Linked DNA regions of Homo sapiens: all the other regions are linked to region 2. A link is a loop called in an ENCODE intact Hi-C map of the cell type or tissue named here. Cell type or tissue: endothelial cell of umbilical vein. All regions are shown on one strand.

What was found. Peaks named below come from ENCODE experiments on the same cell type or tissue, not always from the same donor. Only the 100,000 strongest peaks of a DNase experiment are listed, where the experiment ranks them.
Region 1: it touches region 2 in a loop (10-fold over the local background); 7 of 110 quality-filtered maps call a loop at or near these places.
Region 3: it touches region 2 in a loop (12-fold over the local background); 4 of 110 quality-filtered maps call a loop at or near these places.

The regions. Positions count from the first base shown.
Region 1 is chr2:224,833,962-224,841,961 of GRCh38, reverse strand. It overlaps DOCK10 (dedicator of cytokinesis 10), which reads left to right. Exons shown (of 56, transcript NM_014689.3): 23 at 66-158; 24 at 1,890-2,008; 25 at 4,131-4,200; 26 at 7,699-7,812. Among named protein-coding and RNA genes, the nearest start is that of CCDC195, 120 kb to the right of the region's middle. In endothelial cell of umbilical vein, a CTCF peak has its summit at 4,197; a DNase peak (open chromatin) is centred at 4,201; H3K27ac peaks cover 2,943 bases.
Region 2 is chr2:224,998,865-225,006,864 of GRCh38, reverse strand. All of the region lies in intron 1 of DOCK10 (dedicator of cytokinesis 10), which reads left to right. Among named protein-coding and RNA genes, the nearest start is that of MIR4439, 7.7 kb to the left of the region's middle. In endothelial cell of umbilical vein, a CTCF peak has its summit at 4,611 (motif pointing right); a DNase peak (open chromatin) is centred at 4,634; H3K27ac peaks cover 272 bases.
Region 3 is chr2:224,746,460-224,754,459 of GRCh38, reverse strand. No RefSeq gene overlaps it. Among named protein-coding and RNA genes, the nearest start is that of CCDC195, 34 kb to the right of the region's middle. In endothelial cell of umbilical vein, no CTCF peak of the experiment used is centred here; no DNase peak of the experiment used is centred here.

The DNA.
Region 1 (8,000 bases), 160 kb after region 2:
TGGTTTGTGTTTGTAACACGGTTTACGTGTCATCAGAAATAAATACTTTTTTTTTGCTGTTGTAGGATCCACATGTGAATGCATTTTTCCAAGAGTGCCAAAAAAGAGAGAAAGATATGTCTCAGTCACCTACCTCAAATTTCATCCGCTCTTGTAAGGTAACATGACATGCAAGCAGTTTCAGTGATCTCCAGGGTAAAAATGTGCAAAAGAGACTTTTACATTTTCCACCGATGGGCAAACTGGGAGATGATTATTACTCAAGATTTTTTAATACCTTATCAATTCAGAGAGTAAATGATTTTATTTCATAATTTCTGAATAGTTTCTGTTTCTTGACTTAAAAGACAAGCAAAAATCAGTTTTTTCCAAAATAAAAATAATTGAAAATCAGAATCAATTTATTCTAAATTAATTATTAAATCACGAGTCCTTGCAACATTACCATCATGCCTATATTCCATACTAATTGCAATAAAGAATAAAGCCAGATAAAGGTGGGCTACAGTGTTCATACTCAAGTTCTGAAAAAAATACCAGCAGAATATACTTTATTTTTTTCTAACGTATTCATTTTTTAATTAACAAAGAAAAATTATATACCTTTATTGTATACAGTATGATGTTTGGAAATATGTATACATTATGTAACAGCTTCATTGAGTTAATTACTGTATTTATTATATCACATACTTATAATTTTTAAGGTTATAACACTTAATATCCACTCTCTTAGAGATTTTTAAGAATATAACACATTTTTATTAACTATAGTGACCATGTTGTGCAATATTCCTCCTATCTATCTAGCTGAAATTTTGTATCCTTTGATCAACATCTCCCAGCACTCCCCTCCCTAGCCCCTGGTAACCACCATTCCACTCTCTACTTCTATGAATTCAACTTTTTTAGATCCCACATATAAATGAGATCATGCGGTATTTGTCTTTCTGTGCCTGGCTCATTTCACTTAGCATAATATACTCCGGGTTCCTCCATGTTGTTGCAAATGACCTAATTTCCTTCCTTTTTAAGGCTGTATAGTATTCCATTATGTTTATGTACCACATTTTCTTTACCCATTTCATCGGTTGATGGACACTTGGATTGATTCTGTATCTTGGCTGCAGTGAATAGTGCTGCAGTAAAGATGGGAATAGACATCTTCAGCATACTGATCTCATTTCCTTTGGATATACATCCAGTAGTGGGATTGCTAGATTATATGGTAGTGCTATTTTTAATTTTTTGAGGAACCTTCATATTGTTTTCCATAGTGGCTCTTCTGATTTACATTCTTACCAGCAATGTGCAAGTGTTCCTTCTCCTCCACACCCTCTCCAATAATTATTATCTTTCACCTTTTTTGACAACAGCCATTTTAACAGATATGAGGTGATGTCCCACTGTGGTTTTAATTTGCATTTCTCCAATGATTAATGACGTTGAACATTTTTTATATATCTGTTGGCCATTTGTACACCCTCTTTTGAGAAATGTCTATTTGGGTCCCTTGCCCATTTTTTCATTGGGTTATTTGTTTTCTTACTATTGAGTTGTTTGAGTTCCTTATATATTTTGGATATTAACCCTTTCTAAGATGTATGGTTTGCAAATATTTTCCTCCATTCAATGGAGTAAAGTTGTCTCTTTACTCCATTGAGTGTTTCCTTGGCTGTGCTGAAACCTTTTAGTTTGATATGCCATTTGTCTGTTTTCACTTTGCTGCCTGAGCTTTGAGGGTCATATCCAAAAAATCATTGCCCAGTCTAATGTCACGAAGTTTTTCTCCTTATGTTTTCTTCTCATAGATTTATAGTTTCAGGTCTTGAATGTAGGACATGCTTCAAATTTAATTGGTATCCTTTTTTTCTGCCAATTTACTACAGAACTTATTGAATGTGGAAAAGATTCATGCAATCATGAGTTTTCTGCCTATAATTTTGAATCAGCTCTTCAAAGTTCTGGTACAGAATGAGGAAGATGAAATAACTACAACTGTCACCAGGTATCCATAACACAACCTTAAGAGGAGAGACTTTATAATGTGTAGTTACATAAACTCTTAATTATAACTAAACAGTCATCTACTGTTGTGTGTTTACATTTCATTTGAACACATCTCAAATTTAAGCATTTTCCACTCTTGACTCCTTACCTTCTAATCTCTTATTATTAGTAGTAAAGTGTTAGACCTCTTTTTCTTTGATTTTTAAATTAAACTTTTTCTTTTGAGATCACGGTAGATTCATGTGCAATTGTAAAACATAATTCAGAGTTTCCCATGTGCCCTTTACCTGGTTTTCCCCACTGGCAACATCTTCCATACAGGTGTAGAATCATACAGTAGGTAAATGTTTGTAATTGGCTTTTTCATGTAACATAATTCTCTGGAGATTCATCCAGATCATTGCATCTATCAGTAGTTCACTCCTTTTCATTGCAGAGTAGTATTCCACGATGTGGATGCACCACATATGTTTAATTATTCACCTGTTGAAGGACATTTGGAGTGTCTCTAGTTTAGGGCTGTTATGAATAAAAGTGCTATGAACGGCTGGGCCCGGTGGCTCACGCCTGTCATCCCAGCACTTTGGGAGGCCGAGGCCGGTGGATCACAAGGACAGGAGATCGAGACCATCCTGCCTAACATGTAACAGTAGAGTTGGTGAAACCCCAACTCTACTAAAAAAAAAAAAAAAAAAATTACAAAAAATTAGCCGGGCGTGGTGGTGGGTGCCTGTAGTCCCAGCTACTCGGGAGGCTGAGGCAGGAGAATGGCATGAACCCAGGAGGCGGAGCTTGCAGTGAGCTGAGATTGCACCACTGCACTCCAGCCTGGGTGAAAGAGCAAGACTCCGTCTCAAAAAAAAAGAAGTGCTATGAACATTCATGTAGAGGTTTTGTGTAAACATAAGTCTTCGTTTCTCTTAAGTAAATGCCCAAAGTGTAATTGCTGGGGGGCAGGGTGGTTGCATGTTTGATATTTAAGAAAGTGCCTATTCTCCAGAGTGGCTGTATAATTTTGCATTCCCACAAGAACCTTTTTTTTAAGTATTAAATGCTTTAACTGTTCTCACTTTAAATTTGGCTATACTGAATTCTTCCAACATCTCTAATCTGGCCAATGCCTTCACAAATCACAATTTCTTCTTTATAGAGATAGTGCTTTGAATTAATTATTAAATTATATATTTGTGCTGTTCATTTTTTTAAAAAATTTAGTCATAGCATTCTGGAAAAAAATGTTACTTTTGGCATTGAAATGTTTCCAGTATCTTTCTAACTCACAGGCATATTACTGACCTCTTTCTGAATGAGGGTTTGTAGCCTAGTTTTTAAAGCAGAGCCTGAAATTCTGGACAATTTAAATATCTCTAATGGCTTCACAACCATCCAGTTCTGGACCTGCATCAAAAGTCCCCAGCTGTGCCTTCAACTCATGCTCTTTTCAGCATGTGAATGTGTCTCTGTGTTGGCAAGACTCCTAGATATTGCAGCTGATAGATCTGTTGAAATTCTGAGATATTCCTAAGCACTATAGCCATGGAGCAGCTGGTAGTGTTAATGTGAAAAAAGATCCACCTGTACATCATTGCTGCTAGAAACCCCAACCCAGCTAAGGGAAAAACAAAGCAAAACAAAACAACTGCATCTTAACCTAATTACTTTTTCCAAAAGCATATATAGTGCCTATAGGTTGGAAGGCAAGCCCTCTTCAAATGAAATATGATTATTAATTTGAAATTAAAAGTCTAAAATTTTAATTAGGCACTAAAAATAATCCCTTTTGCAAAAAGATAATGTCAAAAACGCACAGACCATAATTAGCACATTCAACTTGGACAAAAAGTCTCCATTGTGATATTACAACACTACTTACATCTTTGTGTTTCAAAGTTTCAAAGTTGGAAATGGCTAATCGATGGAAATGGCTCATTGATGCTATAGATATTAAATGCCCAGTATTGGATATGGGGCTGAGGAGGGCAAGGAAGGAGTCAGAGATTGGTTCATTCATTCACCCAGTAATTATTAAATACCCAATTTACAAAGCACTGTAATGACAAACTAAAGCGGGGTTTTTCTGCCCTCTCCAGAAAGGCCACTGAACAGCTTTGCTTTTGCAGGGTTCTGACCGACATTGTGGCCAAGTGCCATGAGGAGCAGCTGGATCATTCTGTCCAGTCATATATTAAGGTATGAAATGCCTCTTGGAAATTGCTCATATCCCCTTGTGCTGTGTGACTTGTCTCATTTCCTGTCTGCAGTAAGTGGGAAGTTTTCTCCCTTTAACTGAGTGGCGCCCACCACAGTAATATCAGGAATTTGCCTTAGCTACTTAGAATTCCATCTCTTTGCATTAATGGGCTAGGTGAATTTTTAAATGTATAAATAATGTGTACCTGTGCACATAAATAATTAAATGGGGAGAGAGAGGAAAGAAAAAGATAGAGGAGAAAACTAAAGTGCTGTCCTTTTGAAGTCAACATTACAAGTACATGAGATTCCTGTGTTAATTTAAGGAAGACTTTCCTGTTGGTTTGTTGAATGCTCTGTGTTTCCTCTGTAATGCTTTCTTAGCTCTTTCTATTGTTTCCTCAGGCATTATTTCATTTTCCCAGTTACTGTATATTTGTACCTGCTTCTGGTATGTTAAGTCCTTTATCTTCTGGCATGAACCACTTGCCCATTCCATCAGTGTGCACTGCTTCTTCCAGTGTCCTACGTCAAGTGTTCACTCAGAGACGCTTCTATTCTCATTTCCAGTTGGCCTGTGGATTAATGCCAGTGAACTTGTGATGATGTTTGCACTTTCATAGTTCCCACCTAAATGTCATCCTCTTGAATGAAAAGAAAGAACCCATCCAGAAATACAGAAGAGTATCTTAAATTACTTTATAATACATAGAGGACCTAAATCTCTTATTTTTTTTCCTATGCATAGATTAAATCTTTTTGAGACATAGCTTTTTCATCAAAAAACTGTATTCTCTTAATATGTATGCACAGACAGATACTCATATATTCAAGATGTCTAGAAACTTGTTAAAAAAAAAATCGGCCAAGCGTGGTGGCTCACGCCTGTAATCCAAGCACTTTGGGAGGCCGAGGCGGGCGGATCACGAGGTCAGGAGATTGAGACCATCCTGGCTAACACAGTGAAACCCTGTCTCTACTAAAAATACAAAAAATTAGCCAGGCGTGGTGGTGGGCGCCTGTAGTCCCAGCTACTTGGGAGGCTGAGGCTGCAGAATGGCGTGAACCCGGGAGGCAGAGCTTGCAGTGAGCCAAGATTGTGCCACTGCACTCCAGCCTGGGCAACAGAGCAAGACTCCATCTCAAAAAAAAAAAAAAAATTCCACACTCCCATAAAAGGAAGTAACCAGAAATTGCATTCTGGAGTGAACCCCTCTGAGATACCATCTGTAAGGAAATTTTTTTCATTACAGTTTTTATATCCATATGTTTTCTATCTGCCAGAAATGTTAGTTGTCTTCCCAAATGCCAAAGCATGAGTATGTGCCCTTTTTAAACATAGGCTATATGCCAAAAATAGTTATTTCACAATAATTTCTCTATTGTATAATTTTACCCAATAAGATCCACATCTCAACTGCAAAAAGCCAGTTCCACCTACACAAGCCTTTTTAGTTTGCTCCCTAAGATAGGGTCATAGCTTAGTTTTATAGAGTATCGATGAATTTACCATTCAACAGAATCACCTGGAGAACTTTCACCCTCTCAATGCTTCATTACCCGAATGTTTCATTTCAATCCTTAAAGGGACTGAGAAAGAGAAAAAAAGTTACTGATCCATCTTACACACAGGCATCTCCATTTCAACACATATTATTTTCCTCATGTCAGTGGGATCATTGAAAATTACATTAAGAACCCTCCGGTGTTGTGACTATTTTTGTGATTACCAAGGCTAGCTCTTTGTGAATACCTCAAATCTCAGACTTTCTACCGGTGACGCTCCTGGAGAGATGCATTAGAAATGCATCCTGGCGTGACCTTTATTTTTAACCAGGGTATCTGAAATACCCAACAAGACCATCTCACTTTATAATACAGGAGATTATCTACTTAGCTTGCTTTAAGTGATTCAAATCCAAAAATACACCTATGTGGAATTTTAGGCTGATAACAATTTTATAATAAATTTTAACATATCTAAAACAAATACCTCCTAATAAATGTAATCAACTCGCATTTTACTCGGGAAAGAACACTAAGCTGGCAAGTAAGAGACTAGATTCTAGTCAATTCTAGACTTAAGCAGTCAGCCTCTCTGAACCTCAGTTTTCTCCTGTGACATGAGATGAAATGACCAAAGGAACATTCAGTTCTATCATCCTGTGATTGGACTCTTGTTACAGTGCGTGCTTGAATGTCCTCCAAAGATGTGATATTCAATACAATTTGTATTTATTTAGAAGTTATCTAAACACCATTTCAAGTTCAGTGGTGCTAAATGCTGCTAACTCACTTCGTCTACAATATGCAAAATGCACACATACACCGTGTCTTTTTCAAAGATGCGTGTCTAAAGCCAGTCTAATTAAATGCCATGGTTAACAGTGATTTGTAGCACTGATGGGTTACAGTCAAAATTTTAAAATAAGAATATTTCAGTGCCAGTTTAAATGCCCTTCAGGCTAAATAACTGTGCATGGCATGAGCTCATTGATGATGACGTTACTCACATCTGAGGTATAACCCATGAGAGGGAAAAATTGTATTACTCTTGATTTTATCTAGTTTCATGCATCCATTAACTTCATCTTTCTCCTTTGAGATGAGCTTGGAGAAGTCAAATCCCACCATGACAAGTTAGGTGCCAATGTGCTACAAAGTTTAAAGAAACAGTTACAGATCCAAAAGCTAATGTGCCTCTACATTAAGCCATTCCTTCTCTTTCCTGCCTTCACTCTCAATTACGGTGAAATCCGAATTGTGAAAATTATGAAGAAATGTCCTTCCACGAGGCAAACCCAATTCATAAGTGAAATATTATAATTCAGTAATAAGCATTTTATATTTGAACTTTATGTATGTGCATAAATTGATACTGATATTCTTAAGAGATGAAGAAATACTGAAAACTAGCCATTATGTGCCCTCAGTGGTGCATGCCAAAACCAATTTTTTGAGGAAAAAAAATAAGTATGCAGCATTTGTTATCTTACTGATGGCCAATGTTCATGAACGCCTTGATAGTGTGTCTAAGCATGGGATCATAGACCCTGGGCTTGTGGGGAGCTCACGTACTGGCATCTGGAAGGCACTGGCTTCCCCACTTGGCTATTTGAGTGGGTGCTCTACCCTTTCAGGATGAAGAATTGCTACCATGCCACCTGTTACCAGTGGAGGAAGGAGAAGGGGAATGTGTCCTAAGTAGGTGGGTCAAAGCCCTCCATGTTTCCTTGAACGTGCTAAATGGCTCTCTGGCTCTTTCTCTTGATTTCTACAAAGAGTTTCAAGGAGAGCTTAGGTGAGCAAGGCCCTACTTCTGCAAAGCCCTAAATAGGAACAGGTGTGTACTGCTCTTATCATTGGGCCTGCATTTATCTCATGGCAAAATCTGGCATGAGCAGATAATTTAGAGACATAAGTTATTCACATGACATAGTTTTTGAAGCTTCATTTTTCAAAGTATTTAACTTTATTCACTTTTTGGATTTTCTTCAGTTCGTGTTCAAGACCAGGGCATGCAAGGAGAGGACTGTACATGAGGAACTGGCTAAAAATGTGACTGGTCTTTTGAAATCAAATGACTCAACAACAGTAAAGCATGTCCTAAAGGTAAGAATTTAAAGATGGTCCTTTAACTGTGAGTACTAGGCATGGGTCACGCTTACTCCTGGAAAATGATAGGAGTCATGGATTTTCATAGACTTTTTCTCTTGCAGTTTCCAGCATAAGGTTCATATTGAAACTTAGCATATAAAGATACTAAGCAAAAGAGATCTATATCGAGACAACATAGAAAA
Region 2 (8,000 bases):
AAACTGGGGATTTTATTTCCCCCTTTTCAAGGTTCACTTTACCCTTTGTATGCACAGGTCATTGACTTTGAGAGGACAGAAACAACATGAGAGATTAACTCTGATATCCATCAATGTTTCTCAACTCTAATCTGCATGTTTATTCCTTCCTTGCTCCTTTTATTTCTCCAAACATAGATTGAAACCATCAATACAAATAAGAGATGTACTCAAATAACTCATGTTAGACAGTGTGTGATAGGTGTAGTAGGAGGACTAGAACGGCTTAGAAGACAGAGACATTACCTTCATCACAGGACCTCAGCAAGTGTGCTCTTTGAACTGGTCTTTGAAAAATGAAGGATTTTGATTGGAAGCATTGAGAGGAACTCTAAGTGCAAAAAGTGGCAGGGGCTAAAACATAAATGGGAGGTATGTCGACATTTAAGAAATGGAGCAGAACTTATTAGGTTTACCTAGCAGATAAGAGCCTGATTAAAAGGGGCCTTTGTACGTTCCTCCTCATTTGGATCATTTGATGAACTTGAGGGAGATTTTGAAGCTTTTCAGCTAAAGCTGTGATATAAGTAAATGTGTAAGCTTAATCTAAAAAAGACAAGAATTGCAGTTAGGAAACCACTAGGGGATTTTATACTAACCCATGCCACTCAAACTAAGATGGCCATAAATGGAAGGTATGGAAACAGTCCATAAAGTAAAGGTGGGGAGAAGAATGAAGATGGTTTTCGTATTGGTCAAATATTTAAAATATATTTATAATGTGTTTGCTCTGCCTAGAAAATTACCTCACCTATCCATACTCACCCCTCCAAAAAATATTAATACCCATCTTCACTCTTTCCACTCTATTTCATGAGGCACCTAATAAAAACCTCCAAGATGTTTTTGTACACCCTAGAGGGTGGTCTTTGGCAGTGAGCATCAGCTCTCTCTTGACTTTGTTAAATTAGACACATGGATAATCTCTAAATTATTTTGGGTGGTTTCATACACAGCTTTAAATAACATTGGATCATATTGTGTGGAAGATTTTGTTTCAGTTATCTTTCAAACTTCAGATTACACTGAGGATAAAGTCTCAATTTAACATTAGTTTGTCCATAACGCTTGCCTAATATTTGCAATTCTTCCCCTTCACACAAAGACCGAGTGGGCTTGGGCTTAGAAACTTTGGTAGACAACAACATTGAACTAAAACTGAATGGCAACATTTATTTAATTTTGTCCTTGTATTATACCATTACTTTCAGTTATTCTGTTTTTTACAAGTGATACTGTTGTCCTGTTTACGTCAAAGAATACAGTTTTAGTTTAAAATGAAATTTTATGGAAAAAAGGTAGTCATTGATTAAAAGGATTTTGTTAAGTATATACTAACAGGTAATACTATGATTTGGCAAAAATCAAGATGGTGGGACATGAATAACTGACATTCAGTTAACACTGCTCTAGTATAAAATCCAATTAGAATTACAAAAACTGTACATATTTTGAAGATGGCTTTTCTCCTCTTCTGAATTCACCAATGATTGAAATCATGTCCTTACATTGCTGAGAGGTGGTTTGATGGCCCATGGAGAATAGAAAGTTGTTTGCCATTATCCATGTATATGGGATAACAGTGGTAATCTGCTGTACTTGAAGCATAAAATCACCATTTTGACTCCTAGAGATTTGTAGGGTTTTTGTGGCAGCTGTACTACTCTGATGGAAGTACAAATTCTATCTATCTCATGACAAAAAGGTTTTTTTCCAAAGAGAACATGAGGTCTCATTTCTCAGTTAACTTTCAAATTGCCTCTAATATATCTAATGACCTCTTTTCTAAAATTAGTTTCATGAAGGGGTTGATTGATTTTAGGCTCTTTATAGATTTAATTTAATGTTCATTCTCCATTGTATTATTGCCCAGCATGAGTCAAGACAATCATACTTATGATTAGAGAAATAAAGCAAGGCCTTTGGGGGCCAAGTATAGAACTACCTTATCCCTGAGCTGGGAGGCTGAGCCACACGTGGACTGAATTGCTGATGGACAAACTCTAATGGCTTTTTTAATGCAAAAAATGCATTCTGGAAGCAGGAAGCTGCTGGGAGAGCCTGCTCTGAAATTGCATCAGCACACTCTTCACATCCTTGGTTCTGTCTTAGGAAAACAAATGCTCTCTGAATTATTAAGCCGACATGTGGCTTCATGCCTAGAGCACAGGTGCTTGAGTCAGAAGGATGTCAATTCAAACACAGCTCCCCCATTTCTTAAGGCTAGCTCTGTGGCTCTGGGAAGTTATTTAACCTCTCTGAGCTTCCAGTTTCTCAACTTCAAAATAAGGATGCACTAGTTTCCTAGGGCCACCATAACAAATGAGCATAACTTAAGTGGCTTATGACAACAATAGATATTTATTCTTACAGGCCAGAAGTCCAAAATCAAGTCAGCAGGGCCACACTCCCTCTAAAAGTTCTAGGGGCAAATCCTGCCTTGCCTCCTCCAGTTTCTGGTGGCTCCAAGAATGCCTTGGCCTGTGGCCACACAACTCCAGTCTCTGCCTTCGTCTTCATATGTCTTTCCCACCTTTTCTTCCTTTTCTCTCTGTGTCTTTTCCTCTGCTATCTCATAAGAACACTTTTCATTGGATTTACGGCCAGCTTAAATAATCCAAGAGGATTTCATCTTGAAAGGCTTAACTCATCTGCAAAGAGCCTTTTTCCAAATAAGGTCACATTCATGAGTTCCAGTGATTGGGATATGGGCATATCTTTGGGGGAGCCACTTTGCAACCCACTGCAAGGAATGATCATGATACTTACATCACAGACAAAACGAAACGAGAAAATGCTGAGCACATACGACACAGTCAAGAAATGTTATCATCATTTTATGATAACTATCTCCTTAGTTTGTCATTATCATGTTTATTAACATTTTGATAGACCTAACTACATTTAACATAACAGTGAGCTCTATTATGATTGGACCTGTAGAGCAGATGTAAAACTCCAATTGCCACTGAACAAGTCACACAGAGAAAAGATGGCCTCTTTCCCCAAAGCAGCTTGGGAGTCACTGGCCTTATTTTATCAGTGTAAATGCACATTATGGACTTTAAAGAGACAATATTTCTTGTGGTTTAAGAGATAGGATGGCCATTAGGGATCAGGGATGCTAATGAAACATCAACAATGTTACCTTGTAAAATTTTGAACAAATACTACTATTAGATAAAACTTTTAATTTGAAACTAAAAGAAGTGAAGCGTATGTCTGTGTTTTAGATTTGCCTTTTTTGAACAAAAGGTTCATTCAGTCAAACATGAAGTCAACACACTCAGGAAAGTGTCAGGATTTCCAGATTGTGGGTCTTTCTTCTGATTCGAGTTGCATCAGCCACGGTTCTAAGGAGAATTCTACTCCCAAGATCAGCATTCTAGTGGAATCATAAAAGGTCCCACACCACCATCAGTGAACTTAGGATCTCCATGGGGATGTTTACCCAAAACTCAAACTGAAAAATGTAACCTTCCAGCCAGGCACGGTGGCTTACACCTGTAATCCCAGCACTTTGAGAAGCCGAGGCAGATGCATACTTGAGTCCAGGAGTTCAAGACCAGCCTGGGCAACATGGTGAAATCCTGCCTCTACTAAAAATACAAACATTAGCCAGGTGTGGTGGTACACACATAGTCCCAGCTACTCGGGAGGCTGAGGTGGGAGCATCACTTGAGCTCAGGAAGTCGAAGCTGCAGTGAGCTGAGATCATGCCACTGCACTCCAGCCTGGTGATAAAGTGAGACCCTGTCTCTAAAATAGAATAAAATAAAAATAAAAATGTAACCTTCAAATTCCTTCCCATTCTCAAATAGAGATGGAATTTGTCACTCTCAGAATTTACCCTGGTCATTTCTCGGTTCTTGCTGTCTGCCCCAAGACAGACCACACTGATGTGGTTCATACCAGTTCTGCAGTGTTGAGCGACCAACAACATTCTGTGGGTGACGAGATGCCACCTGCTGGCTTTTTTCTTTCTGCATATGTGGATGTTTACACCTGCCCGATCATGCAAGACAGACCACACTGATGTGGTTCATACCAATTCTGCAGTGTTGAGCATCCAACAACATTCCAGACTGTTTCTGGAAGCTGTGGGTGACGAGATGCCAGCTGCTGGCTTTTTTCTTTCTGCATATGTGGATGTTTACACCTGCCTGCCCATGCAACTAGCTCCTCGTGGCATGGCGTGGCCATTGTCTCACTATGATGAGGAGTCACTGAGACATTTTCTGTCTCCAAATATTCTCATCAGTTAACAGTTAAAGAGAGCTGAAGAGCTGACTAAATCTCAACTACTGAGGCCAAAGAAATGTATGACTTATCTATCAATAAAGGACCCTAAGAGGTGGAATCAGGCTTACATCTATGTAAACTCACTGAGAAAGCCGTGTTGTCATTGCTGTTCTTGGTCTGTGCCTGCTTTTATTCAGCATGCCACTTGGTAATGGAAACTTGAAGAAATGATACTACAAATAAGTGATATTGAGGATGACAGTCTGTTCATTTTTAAAGGGCAAAATGGCAAAAAGGATGCATTTGTCCTTTCAGACCTCTTCTCACAATGGACAGCAGGGGGCAGTGCTAATATAGGGAGAGTTTAGCATCAGGTAAACAAGTGGTATCGGCCTTCAAAAGTCAGATGCCTTCGTGAGCCACATAGCCTTTCACATTTGAAATACTCTAACTCACTTTTCCTCCCAAGTGTCATTTATTCATCCTTCACGGCCCAGGTCAAATAGCTTAGACTCTGAGAAGCCATATGGAATCCCCCTGACTGAATTACGCTCCCTCTCTCTTGGCTATGGGTTGCTTATGTGTGTCGCCTTACCATCTCCCCCCAGATTCACATGTTGAAATCCTAACTCCTTAGACGGTGGTATTAGGAGGTGGGGCCTTATGGAAGATGGTTAGGTCATGAGGGCAGAGCCCTCAGGAGTGGGATTAGTGCCCTTACGAAACAGGCTCAAGGGAGCTCATTTGCTCCTCCTACCATGTGAGGACAAACCAAGGAGATGCCATCTGTGAACCAGGAGGCAGGCCCTCACAGACACCACACCTGCCGACGCCTCGATCATGGACTTCCTGCCTCCAGAACTGTGTGAAATTAATTTTTGTTGTTTATAAACCACCCAGGTTATGGTATTTATTATAGCAGCCTGCATGGACTAAGACACTGCCCTTCCACAGTATTGCAAATAAAACTCTATTATAGAAAGTCTGTTGTATACTGGCCAGGCACAGTGGCTCATACCTGTAATCCCAGCACTTTGGGAGGCTGAGGCGGGTGGATCACAAGGTCAGGAGATCAAGACCATCCTGGCTAACATGGTAAAACCCCATCTCTACTAAATACACAAAAATTAGCCAGGCATGGTGGCGGGCACCTGTAGTCCCAGCTACTTGGGAGGCTGAGGCAGGAGAATGGCGTAAACCCGGGAGGCGGAGCTTGCAGTGAGCTGAGATCAAGCCACTGCACTCCAGCCTGGGTGGCAGAGCGAGACTCCGTCTCAAAAAAAAAAAAAAAAAAGGTCTGTTGTATATTGTTGTGTAGCTCTTTTCATTCATGACTTACCAAAGTCCCGAGCACCTACCTGCTAGTTCATCTATGTACTTACTGATAAATGCATATACCCTGAATGTGGCCAGACTACTGCTACTATTTCTACTATTAGTAGCTAACCAGTCACTTTAAAGTACTGATAAAATATCACTGCCCATAATAATGTTTGGCATCCCACTGTTGACACAAAACAGCACTAAGCCACTTCATAGTTTAACTCCAATTAACACATCATTAGCCAGATTAACACAATAGCTTCTAGTGATTAATTTTTTTTCTTTTTGAGATGGAGTCTCACTCTTGCCTAGGCTACAGTGCAGTGGCACGATCTCGGCTCACTGCAACCTCTGCGTCCTCAGTTCAAGCGATCCTCCTGCCTCAGCCTCCCGAGTAGCTGGGATTACAGGCGTAAGCCACCATGCTCAGCTAATTTTTGTATTTTTAGTACAGACGAGGTTTCACCAGGCCAGACTGGTCTCGAACTCCTGACTCCAAGTGATTCTCCTGTCTCAGGCTCCCAAAGTGCTGGGATTACAGGCATGAGCCACCCGGCCTGATTTTCTTTCTAGTAGTAGCCTATGACCTGTTTCGGGCAACCTTTCTCTGAGGGAAAGACACAGAAGCATGGCTGGCTCGTAGAGTCACTACTGTCAATCCCTTTTTCCCGCCCTACTGTTGGCGTAGACACCTTGGAGACATTGTGAACGTGTTGAAATTCTCCAGGCCTTCTCACAGGATTGGCACCAATTGCTTTCAATGAATTACGAACAGGAAATGCTCAAAACAATACAATTGTTTCTTCCTTTGCTAGAGAACTCAACTTTCACTCTTCCGCATGTGGAAAGCACAATTCCACGAATGACTGTAATAAATAGAATATGTGTTTATAGATACTAGGAGATCCCCAGCGGTTCTTTCCTTCTAGTTTTAGAATCTGGCCACATAGATCATTATAAACTGCAGCAATAAGACTGAAGTCAGTTTTCCATCATGTGTAAAACCAGTAATTGCATGTGTGTGTGTGTGTGTGTCTGTGTGTGTGTGTGTGTGTCTGTGTGTGTGTGTGACTTGAGTGATCCCAATGCTGCTTTATAAATGATAGAACATAGCCTTTGTGGCTTCGGAAGACTCATCATGAATCTTCCCTGGGCCAGCTATATTTTTGCATAGAAAGTGTATGAAATTGAAATTCACATCTCTTCCCTTTGGATATACTGTAATTTTCAAACTGAAGGTCATTTGCCAATTCAGCAGTTCCTGCTTCAGTGCCTTGTGACATCAGGCAGGATGCTGTCTGAAGAATGATCAGAGAGATCCTGTTGCACCACACATAATAAAGCTTTCAATCCATAGCTGAGCTTTTCCAAGCTCTTGGCATGCAATAAAATACATATTTACTGTTGCATACTGTCAGACTGCAACTCTCAGGTTGGAGACCTTGGAACCGCCGCTTCTTTGGGCTTAATTTTTCTTATCTGCAATTATGGGCATTCAACCAGACAACACTCATTTTAGACTAAAGAATCTACCAAAAAAAAAAAAAACACCATTATAGTGTTTATGGATATTTTCCCAAGAGGGAATCATATTATTTTTGAGATTTGCACCAAAATATAAGCTCCCAGAGGATAGGACTCTTTGTGTCTCTGTATTCACTGTTTTATCCCAAGGGCCTGGGATATTGTCTAGCACAGACTAGCAGTCAGTAAATTTTCATTAAATAGAGAAAATAAGGAAAGAGGGGAGAGAGGGAGGGAGGCAGGAAGGGAGGGAGGCAGGAAGGGAGGGAGGCAGGAAGGGAGGGAGGGAAGAAAGCTAGCATATTAATATCTTATTAAGTTGAGCTTCACTCGCTGGAATAACAGTGCTGAAGCAACTCTGAAGAAGATGTTTGCAAAAAGTTTAAACTATGAATGAGGTAGGGCATGATGGCCAAGTCAGGAGGATCTTTAAAGCCAGGAATGCAGCGTGGGCAACATAGCGAGACCCTTATTGAAAAAAAAAAAGAGAGAGAGACAGAGAAAGAGAGAGAGAAAGACAAAGAAAAACAATACTATAAATGATATCTTTTAGACAAAGTCTTACTCTGTCACCCAGGCTGAAGTGCAGTGGTGCCATCTCAGCTCACTGCAACCTCTGCCCCCTAGGTTCAAGAGATTCTCCTGCCTCAGCCTCCTGAGTAGCTGGGACTACAGGTGTATACCATCACACCCAGCTAACTTTTGTATTTTTAGTAGAGCCGAGGTTTCACCATATTGGCCAGGCTGGTCTCAAACTCCTGACCTCAAGTGATCCACCTGCTTGGGCCTCTCAAAGTGCTGGGATTACAGATGTGAGCCACCACACCCGGCTATAAATGAAATTTTAAGAGCAACACTTTCATAAGAGAAAA
Region 3 (8,000 bases), 250 kb after region 2:
TTGCCCATTTTCCTTTCCTATCTCACTATTGCTCCTGCTTGGAATGAGTCAGAATCCCAAGAGGGGATGGGTAGGTACCACACCCCAGTAATGGGGATTTCCTAACATCATACATTTGGCAAGAACGAAAGGGTTGTCTTAAAAAATGCATGAAACACAAATGAATTCTAGCCCAGCAAAGTCAGCCAACAATTCCCTGACTCCAGGGCAAGTCACTGGCCCTGGAGGATCTGAAGTTTCCCATTTACAGAAGCTCCCACATGTTGAGACATCTGTTTGTTTCTGATGGATAACATGGCAACATTATTTTATACCTTATTTGGCCTTATTCATATGTACAGCATTAAAAGTTATATTTTCAAATCAAATTGTCAAAAAAATAACAACAGGATGCCTTAAATTTGAATAATAGTTTTCAACATGGCTTTGAGTTACTACTGATTTTTCCACTCTCCTCAAGTGCAGCTTTCCTACTCTATTCAACATAAACTGATAATGACTTTGGTAAAAATGCAGGGCCCATGGAGGACTGTGTAGCTGAGAGGTGAAGCCAGATGGACTTCCTGGGTTGAGTGGGGACTTGGAGAACTTTTCTGTCTAGCCAAAGGATTATAAACACCAATCAGTGCTCTGTGTCTAGCTAAAGGTTTGTAAATGCACCAGTCAGCACTCTGTAAAAATGGACCAATCAGCACTCTGTAAAATGGACCAATCAGCAGGACATGGCAGGGCCAAATAAGGGAATAAAAGCTGGCCACCCCAGCCAGCAGCAGCAACCCGCTTGGGTTCCCTTCCACACTGTGGAAGCTTTGTTCTTTCACTCTTCACAATAAATCTTGCTGCAGCTCACTCTTTGGGTCCACACTACCTTTATGAGCTGTAACATTCACCACGATGGTCTGTAGCTTCACTCCTGAAGTCAGCGACACCACGAACCCACCGGGAGGAACGAACAACTCTGGATGCGTCATCTTTAAGAGCTATAACACTCACTGCAAAAGTCTGCGGCTTCACTCCTGAAGTCAGTAAGACCACAAACCCACCAGAAGAAAGAAACTCCGGACACATCTGAATATCTGAAGGAACAAACTCCAGACACACCATCTTTAAGAACTGCAACACTCACCGTGAGGGTCCACGGCTTCATTCTTGAAGTCAGCGAGACCAAGAACCCACCAGAAGGAACCGATTCTGGACACATAGCTACAATTCAGTTGCATCTTCTGGAGGCCACAGAAATAATTCATGGCTGGAATAATAGATAATCATCCCACCCTTTCATCCTAGAAATGGCCTTGAGTGCAGTGCTCATGTTGGGTGAGAACCTTACATTATCTTCTAAGCAGTTTCATCTTTTGAATGGAATTCACAACTTCTTGGGTTTCCTGTTCACCATATCAAATGATATTCCCTCTGAGGTGTAACTTTTAGCATATTCTCTTTTCTAAAATTAGCAAATAGTATTTTCCTTATCAGAATAACCCACTGATATTTTCTGTACTAGGATACCTTGACATTTGAATACACAATTAATATCAGATCTGAAAGACTTCCTACTGCCAAGGGTAGGTGACCAACACCTTCTCCTGGTCTCACACAGCTAAGATGTTATATGGCACAAGGGTAATGAAAAGAGTAATCTATGAAGGAGACAGAAAAGAAATAATTGAATCCAAGCAAGTAACTCATGAGAGGCAAAGATTGTGTCTTGTTTGTGTCTGTCAGAGGCCTAGCAAAGTGCCTAGCACAGAGAAGATTTCAATTAACACTTTCCAAACACATAGGTGAATGAATGAATAAATGAATCAAAAAGAAATCATCAAGGTTAGAGTTCCTTGAGCAATTTCATACTGACTAGTGACTCTTTTTGGTTTCCCTACTCATACTGTTGAAGGTGGAACGTTCTAAATTAGAATGACATAGCAGTGTGGAGCACCACTCTGGCTGTGGAGCAGGGTTGCACAGATGGAGGACTCCAGCTCCGTTGCTAATTGCCTGTGTGGCCCTAAGTGAGTCTCCTCAGCGAGCTTCAGTTTCATTATCTGTAAAATGGTAATAATAAATACACAAATTTTGAAATTGCCCCAATTTTTCCATAGAACTAATGGTTTTTTCAGTAAATATAAAAATTGACCCTCTTGGTCTTAAAGCTGAAAGTTACATCTGTCTTCTCTGAGTTCCCTTCTCAGAAAACAGATTCACAGGCCTCCCAGATAGTATCAAGGAACTGAAACTTACCAGAACTGAAACATGCAGACAATGAGACCCCTCATCCGTCATAATTCCCTAACTGACCACCTGCTTCCTACTGACCAATCCTCTTCCTTACCCCTCCCTAATTCCTGTTTTCCCACACATAGTTACATTCCTTCCCTCACTATATAAACACCTAATTTAAGTCGGTTGGGGAGCCCAATTTGAAACCTACCCACCATCTCCCAGCTGATGTCAACTGCATTAAAAAGCCTTTCTTCCCTGGCAATACTCATTGTCTCAAGGACTGGCTTTCTGTATAGTGAGCAACAGGACCTTGGTTGAACCCCTGGTATTTGGCAACAGTTTCACCAGGTTATTAAGAGGATTAAATGAAATAAAAAACACAAAGTCCTTAGCATAAAGCCATACAACAGTAAGCATTCAATATTTGTGAGATCACTCATAATTGAGATATAATTATGAAGATGGTACCAAACAGAGCCCAGGTGAGAAGCTCAGGGTTATGACTTTAAATTGTTTTTCTAATTATGTTTATTAAAAGAACTATACGGGCCGGGCGCGGTGGCTCACGCCTGTAATCCCAGCACTTTGGGAGGCCGAAATGGGCAGATCACGAGGTCAGATCAAGACCATCCTGGCTAACATGGTGAAACCCCATCTCTACTAAAAATACAAAAAATTACCCGGGCATTGTGGCACGCACCTGTAGTCCCAGCTACTTGGGAGGCTGAGGCAGGATAATTGCTTGAACCTGGGAGGCGGAGGTTGCAGTGAGCCAAGATCATGCCACTGCACTGCAGCCTGGGCAACAGAGCAAGACTCTGTCTCAAAAACAATAATAATAATAATAATAATAATAATAATGATACAAATAAATGAATAATAATGAATGCATAAACTAGGAAATGGGTAACTCATGTTGTCTCCTTACGTGGCCTCCAATGAACAACCTAGTGCCAGCTGGTAAACCTGGGGTCGTTTTCTTATCTGCCAGATTTCTCAGGGCGGAAACACATCTACTAAGAGACTAGCAGAGTGCACACTGCATTGTGGGCACTTGGGAAGTGTTCAAAGCACAGAAACATTACTCATTATCTGTAAACGTCCCTAAGGAAAGATGCTAGCTACTATTTTTTGCCTTGGATAAGCCCTCTGAGATTGTCCATAAAAGATTAAAGTAGAATTTCTGACAAAGAAAATGAACACAAAAAAGACATTGCTCTGTGGTAGGCAGACCTATGTAAACCCAGCCACAAAGGCCAAGGAAGTTAAGAGGCCAAAGAAAGAGGCTGACAAATCCAGTTTCTCAGAAAGAAACATTTAATAGTGACTTACAAATAAAAGCCATAGTTTCCGGTGGTGATGAGGCAAGATGGTGGATCCTGGCACCATTATCCCCCAGACCCAGGGCTTCTATATGATAGGGTAGGAATGTGTAGGACAATTGAAGTCAAAGAAAGGCACGAATGTCATGTGACTCTCACTAAGGGCAGTATTTATGGTCAAAGTTGTTTTGACCTAAGGACAGATTTACTCTAAGCATATGCTCTTATACAAGGAACAGTAGATAAAATAGAAATCTTAGAGGCATTCCCAGAACTGGGGTTAATCAGAAGTCAACATGGTGACTAGCATCCAAGATGGAGTTGCTTTAGTCTCCACAGGCATGCTTTCTCAGGTCCAGCTGGATAAGACAGTCATTTGTGTAAAGATGTTTCCTTTTTTTAGTCCATGACGTCAAAAATAATTTAAGATTTGACTTCTCTGCTAGAAGGTCAACTTGATCTTTCTTAGTGACAAAAAAATTGGGAAGATGTAAGGTTTTGTGGTATTTTAAAATTCCTAGAAGATATGTAAAAACAAGAAAATGTATAATCCTGACCTGCCACTTGCATTAAAAGCTGAGATTGAATCCTTTGAGCTGGAGAGTAAATTTAAAAATAAATAAATGAAATAATGTTGATATTGGAGACTGATTGAATGGATTAATGTTCTCAGCAATCATATGCTGTAATTAACACCCCCAAAACAGCTCAAAGATGGAATTTATAGCTTTTCAGAGCAATGCTGTGAAATAACTAAGTAGAAATACATATATGTATACATGTATTACTCTGAAAGAAATATAAGACAAAATTCAAATGGAGACGATTAGGACATGGGGGAGCAAGCAGAAAGGAAACCTAAAGTAAACTATTCATTTAGTCCAGGCGCGGTGGCTCATGCCTGTAATCCCAGCAGTTTGGGAGGCCAAGGTGGGCAGATCACTTGAAGTCAGGAGTTTGAGACCAGCCTGGCCAATATGATGAAACCCTGTCTCTACTAAAAATACAAAAATTAGCCAGGCATGGTGGCTCATGCCTGTAGTCCCAGTTACTTGGGAGGCTGAGGCAGGAGAATGGCTTGACCCGGAAGGCGGAGGTTGCAGTGAGCCCAGATCACGCCATTGCATTGCACTCCAGCCTGGGCAACAGAGTGAGACTCTGTCTCAAAAAAAACAAAAACAAAAACAAACAAACAAAAAAACTATTCATTTACTAGTTTATTCCAAAGACCAACCCATGCACATCCACATGCAGGGATAGTATGACAATTTTGACTAGAGAGCAAGACTTTATGCCATCACAATGAGTGTAAAATAGAAGAAATGAATACAAAAATGACAGACTGCTCCAACCTAGTTACATTGTACTTGTTGGATTTTAGATTAAACAAATTGGAGTAAATAACTTGATGCCATATAGTGTTGCACGTACTTGCAGAAGAATGGCAGAACTTCCAGCCAAAAGGCTTTTTACCACACTCCAGACACTCCAGGATAACTTGGGAATCATCTCTGAGGACTCCATAAGCTGCATGGAATCTATTACACTTTGACAGAAGGTTGGTCTAGGTTGTGCCCTCTGGTGGTACTTTAGGAAATTTTGAGGGATTGGGGGAAAGAAGAATGGAGAGAGAGAGGAAAGGTAAAAAAGAGAAGGGCAGAGTATAGGGTAGAAGTAGGGGATGGATTCCTTGAGTGCCCACCATTTACACCATGCCAAGCAATTTTACCTAAATGGTCTCATTAATCCTCTCAACTCCACTGTGAATAGGTATCCTTAGCCTCATTTCATGGCTCAGGAAATGGAGGTCCAGGGAAGTGAAGAAATTGGTTCAATATCACAGTATAATAAGTGACAGAACAAGGTTATTCTCAGTTCTCTCTGCCTGCCCACTGCTGTTCTGCAACTTACCAGATGCCTGCACTTGGTTGACCCTAAACCAGATTCCTCAACAGGTCAACAGCAACCCACCTGCAGTGACCATTTCACCATCACCCACTATGTCATCAGGTACCCTTCCTGAGGGCATTCCCCATCCTGCAAAGGACATCCCTGATTCCACATGAGGTTAAGGAGACGCTGCTGCCTACCCGTTTCACTCTAAGCAAATTCACATAATGATGTTTTTCACCCTAAATGCCAAAACCCAGAGTTTTTTACAATGAAAAATCTCTTCTGAGTAAACTTGAAGTCTACTCTGGAAGGTAAATTTGTCACTGGAGGGCTGATAATGAACTTAAAGTTACTATACTGGACATAGATGTTTTAAAAGATACTTCATTCAAGCCAAGTCTGCTAAAGCCTATCGAAAAACATTTTGACTTATTTTATTTGAAAAGAAAATTTGTGTTCCCTTTCAATGGTATGCCTTTCTATAAACGGAATTGCTCACATTTTCCTCTATTCCAAGAACCGCATACAGTAAACCTTGAGAAAAAATATTTTTCTCCGACTTCCTTTTTCTTAGAAATCTATTGTCCATTTTGATTTTCATTCTCAGTGCATAGCTACTTACATTTTGTTTTCCAATTCTCTTCTGGGATGTGTTCACATTCATTTTGGTAGCCATTTTAGTTTGTCTCCTGTTGATCTTTGATTTTATGTTTATTTCCATCAGACATACTTCATTCTTACTTACTTCTGAAATTGGCATTTATGCCAGAGATGGCTAGCTGCCTTCCCAATATCTGTTTTGCTCTTCTTTTCCAGTAACGCAACCATGATTTTATTCAAGGGATGAAACTGCTGAGACAAAAGACTGTATTTCTCATCCAACCTTGCTGTGTCTATGTGATTAAAGTCTGATCAATGACATATAAGTGGAAATGTCAGGTGACACTTCTAGAAATGCTCCTTGACAGAGCGCCAGACAGCTGGCCCAGGCCCTTTTTGTTCTTCCTCACTTCATTCCTCCTGCCAGGCGCGTGAGCCTGAGCCCTGCTAGCCATCTTGGACCAGAGGAAAGATTGTCAGTCACACATTACAAGTGGCAGAACAGACAGGATACCAGGTCCAAGATAACAGTGGAGTGCTATGCCAGTCTTACACTGCCTATTTCTGGAGAGAAAAAAAGGAAACTTAAGAACTCATCTCGTTTAAGCCTGTGTTGCTTCTAATGTTGTTACTAGTATCTTTACACAATTGTTAATAAATGCAATCTTCCTGGACTCCCCTGAGGATATGGAGTTCCTTTCTGGAAACTACAGATAGACGAAAGATACTTAATTTTCATCTAATACTTCGAGATATGACCAGGTGAAATGTTCTAAGGTATTAAAAGTCTGATTAAAGACAAATCCTATGACAGTAAATTTAACTTTGAATCAAACTTCTATAATACCACAGTACTACAAAAACTGGCAAATAAAATTTCAATACAGCAACTTAAACACCATATTTTTTAAAATATTCATTGTCTCAAGGGCTGATGATGATCTATATACTGAAAAATATTAAATACTGGGTCATGGCTATGGACCTTGGGTTGCAAGAACTAGCTTAGGAAAAACAAAGTATTGGTTTACCTAACAAAAAAGTGCAATAATAGACCCACTTTCCAACATGGCTGGATCTTCAGGAATCTGTCTCTCTTCAGCTCTCAGCTGTGATTTTCTTTTTATTGGTTTTATTCTGAGGCAGGCTCTTTCTATATGGCTGCAAAGTCAACCACTAACTGGTCCAAGACTATAGTTTACCAGCTTAAAAAAACAGTGGAAAGGCCAGGTGTGGTGGCTCACGCCTGTAATCCCAGCACTTTTGGAGGCTGAGGCAGGCGGATCACCTGAGGTCAAGAGTTTGAGACCAGCCTGGCCAACATGGTGAAACCCCGTCTCTACTAAAAATACAAAAATTAGCCGGGCATGGTGGCAAATGCCTGTAATCCCAGCTACTCAGGAGGCTAAGGCAAGAGAATTCCTTGAACCCATGAGGCAGAGGTTGCAGTGGGCCAAGATCACACCACTGCATTCCAGCCTGGGGGACAAGAGTGAGACTTTGTCTCAAAAGAAAAAAAAAATAAACAGTGGAAAGAAGGCACTTTTTCCCAGATGTAATATACTAGATTATCATTCAGCAAGTATTCATTATCTCCCCCTCAACTTTCATGAGAGCCTTTGATGTCAATATTGGTCACACGATTTGCTTTGGCCAACGGAATATTAGTCGATGTGACATGAGTTTGGCTGAAATAGGCTTGCACAGTGGGACACGGTCTTTTACACTTTGCTTTCATCGTTAGAGGACTATGCTTTGAGTTGAGTAGCTACTGGCCCAGGGAGGATGAAGGACACATGGAGCAAAATTGGAGCCAAGCCCAGCCCATCTTACCATGTGTAAAAAATAAATAAATAGTTTTCAACTGAGATTTGGAACGGTTTCTCACACAGCTTATGTGAGGCAACAGCTGATTGATGCAGGTGAAATTCCACCAAAATTGTTTAATCTCATTAGCTCAGGTCA